2 separate regions of the Homo sapiens genome follow, and region 1 is linked to region 2. The links are chromatin contacts, found by Hi-C or POLR2A ChIA-PET in ENCODE. All regions are on one chromosome and are shown on one strand. The core of a region is the stretch at or near the end of the contact, and the rest is flanking DNA. Distances in the headings are between cores, read along the strand shown. Region 1 holds the start of FAM184A (family with sequence similarity 184 member A). Region 2 overlaps FAM184A (family with sequence similarity 184 member A).

What was found. Hi-C counts contacts between places; a loop is a spot of excess contacts on that map. ChIA-PET counts read pairs that join two places held with the same protein, here RNA polymerase II (POLR2A). Pooled maps may share reads with other maps.
Region 1: a map of K562 shows a loop between it and region 2 (3-fold over the local background). The contact joins the promoter of FAM184A here to the enhancer-like site in region 2. A Hi-C loop is called at or near these places in 5 of 168 maps with a recorded cell type or tissue (CD4-positive, alpha-beta T cell, Caco-2, K562 and 2 more) and 11 of 50 pooled maps. POLR2A ChIA-PET finds 5 or more read pairs at or near these places in 7 of 52 experiments (CD4-positive, alpha-beta T cell, HEK293, Panc1 and 3 more).

What each region holds. Positions count from the first base shown.
Region 1 is chr6:119,077,217-119,079,916 of GRCh38, reverse strand. It overlaps FAM184A (family with sequence similarity 184 member A), which reads left to right and starts at 1,253. Exons shown (of 18, transcript NM_024581.6): 1 at 1,253-1,776. The coding sequence starts at 1,618. RefSeq lists a silencer at 1,060-1,379.
Region 2 is chr6:119,039,160-119,041,859 of GRCh38, reverse strand. The region is part of intron 1 of FAM184A (family with sequence similarity 184 member A); the gene reads left to right. Among named protein-coding and RNA genes, the nearest start is that of MIR548B, 29 kb to the left of the region's middle. RefSeq lists an enhancer at 465-1,356. Within about 2 kb of position 1,384, at least 2 of the 41 ENCODE cell types and tissues checked have a DNase peak (open chromatin) inside an H3K27ac peak, as active enhancers do.

The DNA of each region.
Region 1 (2,700 bases), core at 4-2,503, 38 kb before region 2:
TGGAAGGTCTATTTAAGGGGGACTGAGTACCTAGCATCTGGGAAAAGAGCCAATTTCAAGTTTCCTTTCAGGAATTCCAACAGATCTTAAAGTATTTCAGGGTCCGATTAAACCTTCACCTTGTTTAGATGTTGTCACATCCAGACAATCTTTGTTAAATTCGGCTCTCTAGTTTGTTAATATTCTCAGATTTATATTTTGGCTACTTGCATGCTAAAAAGAAATCACATGGAGTTGGGGAATTTGGTTCTGCAAAACTGCGTGGAGATACGATTTTTAAAAAAACAGGTACAATTCTACGTTTTTAAAGTATTATCCATGCCCTAAAATGACTCACATGCTTCAATGCAGGATACAAAAACTTTTTTAAAAAATCATTTGACTTGCAGGGGTAGAGATGTTAAGAGAAAATCAGTAGGGAATAACACATTTATGAAGGCGAAAATGCACAAGTTATGACACATTTTGGCCCAGCTCCAAATCCTTAAAGCACTGATGTCTTGTTCCATCTTCTGTTTTTTTTACCATTACTTTCACTCCGATCCTATTCTTACTTATTTCCAGCCAAGTAGTTTCATATCTATTTGTCTTGGGCTCCACCGCGGGAAAGTAGCTATGCGGTGCTCCACCAGCTGACTGAAAAGGAGCGTTCCCTCCACACATACACTCAGCACTGAACTGGGGGCAGTGGCCGGGCACTCGGGGTGGGAGGGGGCGGCTAAGACAGTGTCACGGTCACTTGTGTGCCATTGGAAGGAAGGTCAGGGCAGGGAATCCTCGCTACTTCACTACTCATGTCTCTGGATTGGGCTTGCCTCTCTTCTTGGGGAAGAGCCACTTCTTGGGGCCCTGCACACACGAGGACGCATGTGGAAAGGGTCTGTAAATCGACACCCGTTCTGCTAACCGAAGGTGATTACAGCACCGTCTTCTTGGGGATACTTTTTTTTTTTACGTCAGGCCTCACGCTCGCTGCACGGGGATCGCCGCCAGGGCTGGGCTGCTGGATCCCCGCCACACGGGGGAAGCACTGGCGGCACGATCCCGGATCGACCTCGCGAGGCGCCCGCACTGGCCGCGGGGCTGCGGGACTGGCGGCGGCGGCGGCGGCTGCGCGGGGCTGGGCGGGGCTTGGCTGCGGGGAAATGACGTCGCCGTCCCCGCGCGCGCCCTGGTAACGGCGGCTCCCGCGTCCTCCTCCATGTCCCCGCCTATCCCCGCCGCAGCCCGCCCCGTCTCCTCCTCCCTCCGCAGCCTCGCCGAGTCCTCGGTGCGGGCTGCGAGCGGGACCCGCGGAGCTGCGCTGTCCTCGACGCCTCCGCCAGGCGCGGGCCGAGGAGCCTCCAAGAGCTGGCCCGGCCCCCGGCCGCCGCCGCCCAACCCCGGGCATCTGCCCCGCGCCGTTGTCCCCGCGGCTTCGGGCCGGCGGGACCGCCCCGTCCCTTCCAGGGGTGACCCGGGGGTCGCGGGTGGGACGGCGCCTGCGGCCGAGTCTGGGGGGCGCCGGGTGTCGGGTCGGGAAGCGGCCGCCGCGACTCTTGCCTCCCGGGCGTCGTTGCTCCACGGGCCTGCCTCCACCCGCGGGGACAGGTGCCCCGGCTGGGGTCTGTTGGGAAGATGGCGACCCCGGGCATGAGCTGGCAGCAGCACTATTACGGCGGCTCGGCGGCCAAATTCGCGCCCTCGCCGGCCACCGCACAGCTGGCTGGGCACAGCATGGACTACAGCCAGGAGATGCACCTGAAAATGAGCAAGAAAATCGCCCAGCTCACCAAGGTAAGGGGGGCAGCGACGGGGCAGGTGGCGACCCCGTGCGGGCCGCGCCGGACTCACCTGTCTCCCCGGGAGGCAGTGCGCCCTGCGCCCGCAGCGAGGGGAACTCTACTCCTCCGCCGAAGCAACAGCCGGAGACACCTCCAAAACCCTGCAAACTTTGGTGGAACGCTGGCAACATGAATTTAAGCTAGACAGCACAGCGGCACGGTGCGCGTAAGGGACTTGCACCTCCTTGCCCTTTGGGGCTAAACCAGCACAGAACAAATTAGGATTTAGTTCCTTTATTTCACAATACTAAATCACTTTACTGTTGCTTCCATGCATCTGCCAGGGCTCCACGAGGCATCACACTACAGTACCATTTGAAGTACAGTACCGTATTTACCTAATATGACTCGGAATTAAACAGTATCTTACTGGTTACTCAGTTAAGGGAAGAATCAACTTTCAGAGGAATGTAGGAGGGTAAAACATACCTTGAGTGCCAATTTGGGGCATTTAATGAGTCATTCCTTATCCTGACAAAATGTCAAACAAGGCTTATTAGATGAATCTCACACTGTGCCTGCATCTAGTTCAATGTTTGTCTGTCGAAGGATAATTTTCAAAGAGCAGTTAGCTTTCACATTCGGCCACGTGTAGTTTAGGACTGTACCTAAATTAGTGAACTTTTTTTCTAATTTAATGTTGATAATGAGAAGGAATTGGTATCTGTGAAGCAAGAGCAATTCATATCTGTTATATTGCTCTGCTTAGAACTCACCAGCAATCTAGCAATACCTATCGGTAAGAAGTGATTTGTGGTGTCTGAAAGTTAAGAAAGATGATATACCTTAATGTGTTTAAGCTGTCTCCTAACAGCTTGTTAGGAGAGTTGGTATGCTGAAGAGAGATGGGCATCGTGGGGGTTACTGCTAGATAGCC
Region 2 (2,700 bases), core at 135-2,634:
GTGGAACCCAGCAACTAGTGTTCAGCTCGATTAGGACGAACCCGGGCACTTAGCCGTGCAGGACCAATGGCAAGCCTTTAGCCCGATCCAGAGTGGCAGTGGGCACCTCACTGGATCAGGAGCACAGTGGACACCCTGCCGGATCCGGAGGGGTGGAAGTCAGCGGCGGGTCTGCGAAGGTGACAAACAGCAGTGGGGAACTGGGAGTGAAAGCTCAGCTCTAGCCGTAACAAACACGGACCAGAAGAGTGCAGCTGCAAGATTTAATAGAGTGAAAACAGAGCTCCCATACAAAGGGAGGGGACCCAAAGAGGGTAGCGGTTGCCAGCTGGAATGTCTGGGTTTATATCCTGATCATTGTCCCTCCCGCTGTGCTCTCAGGCGATAGATGATTGGCTATTTCTTTACTTACTGTTTTTGTCTAATTAGCATTTTAGTGAGCGCTCTTTACTACCTGATTGGCCGAGTGTGAGCTAAGTTGCAAGCCCCGTGTTTAAAGGTGGATGCGCTCACCTTCCCAGCTGGGTTTAGGGATTCTTAGTCAGCCTGGGAAATCCAGCTAGTCTTGTCTCTCAGTCCCATCTCATCATAATTTTAGCTTGGGACCACCCTTCATCTCTGTCCCGTGGATCTCTTGTGTCTGCGGCCTTGGGCTGGCCTTGTCGCCACGACCTTATAGTAACCCTCACTTGGAGTATTTTAGTAATAAAATGATCATGTCTTTTCTTAGAAGCTTATTTCTCCATTAACTGCTACAGGGGCTGGAATTCTCTCCCCTAGAATATGACTTTGAAGGCCCTGTTGCCTGTTGAGAAGGGTGTGGAAGTAGTTCAAGAAATGGGAGCTAAAGGAGGAAGTGGAAGGAACACGCATGGAAACCCCTCAAATGCTTGCAAAAACAGCAGCCCTTGGATTCAAGAGTGCAACATTTGTTCACCTTCTGGAACAAAAGTTCAAACATAAATCAGTAACCCCTGAGGACTTGCGGCTTGGGGTAAGAATTTCTCCACCTCCTAAAGTGGTGCTAACTTAAAAAGCAAGTGGGTGGAGTCCTTAAAAAGGGCCAGATTGAAGGTCTGTGCAGGTGGACAAGCAGCTTTTAAGAGCCATTAGAAAACTTAGCCCCGGGATATAACAGGAACAAAAAGCACTTGGTGAGTTATGAAAAGCCAGCAAAGCCAGAGTTCCAATTCGTATTTGTCCCGGAAAAGAGCCGATTTTAGTTGAAAAAGCAGAGGAAGCCCGAGACATTACATGGTTTAGGCTTTAGCCCCACCATTTGTGCAAGGCTCCTGTCAAGAAGGGCCATATAATGCCTTAGATATGCTCAGTACAGACCCTAAAGTCCCTGCCACCCTTGCAAGCCACCCGGCAAGGTGACCTGAGAAATCAGCTGGGCGGAGCAGAGTCACTCTGGCCAAGAGGAATTACTCTGGGGAATTTGTTAGTAAGCAGGAAAGAGAGGAAAAGCCATGCATGTGGGTCAGATGCCTCCAGCTGAAGAAGGTGAGGCATAGAAATCTCTTACCACTAGGAAGGTATCCAAGTCACGGCAACAAATATGTTAGTGGTGGAAGAGATCTGAGGTACCCCGAGTTACCGGCGGCAAATCCATACGGGTCCACAGCAACTTCAGTCTTTGCCTCCTCAGAAGAAAGAATTCAACTGAGGGGCATAAAGCAGAAAAACAGACTGAGGCAAGTTCCAGAGCAGGAATGGAAATTTATTTAAAAGGCCTTAGAACAAGGTGCACTTGGAAGAGACCCACGCAGGCATATGAAGATTAAAGAGAGAAGGTCGAGTCCCCGTTTAACCTGATGCTAGGACTTTTATAGGCTCACCTTTTTCCCATGATTTTTCCCTAAGGGTGGGCTGCCTGCATGTGCAGAGCACGCGTAGTGTGTTTAGGGAGTTATACACATGCCCATCTGAGGCTTTCTTCCTTTTTCCAGTGTAGCGTACCCAGAAGATACTTTGCCATTTTTGTCTCTTAATCTGCATGTCCAGGAAGTTGCATCTCCCTGGGGCCTGCATCCAATTAACGTTTTGATGTTAACAGGTGTGGACCATCAAGAAATGGCCTGTCCCTGGTGCTGCTGAATTATCATTTTTAGAGAGGCAGTGTGATAATTGCCAAACCATCACCTGACATTTCTAGTGGGGGGTGGGGCAGAGCCCTGTCCAGCCCCAGTCTTGCCTAGCTATGATACCTGTAACACTGCCTATTCCTTCCTCCCTCTCCTCAACCCCTGGCAACTACTGATCTATTTACTATCTTCATACTTCTGCCTTTTCTAGAATGTCATGTAATTGGGATCATACAATATGTAGCTTTTTCAATTTGGCTTCTTTTACTTAACAATATGCATTTAAGATTTCTTCATGTTTTCCCATGGCTTGATCGTTCATTTCTTTTTATCTCTGAATAATATTCCATCGTCTGGATCAGTTTATCCATTCACCTACTGAAGGACGCCTTACTTTTGAGATTTGGCACTTTTGAATAAAGCTGCTATAAACATCTGTGTGCCAGTTTTTGTATGGACATATATTTTTAACTCATTTGAGTAAATACCAATTCCTGGATTGTATGATAAGAATGTGTTTAGTTTTATAAGAAACCGCTCAACTATCTTCCAAAATGTCTACAATATTCTCACAAGCAATAAATGAGAGTTCTTGCTGCTCCATATTCTCATC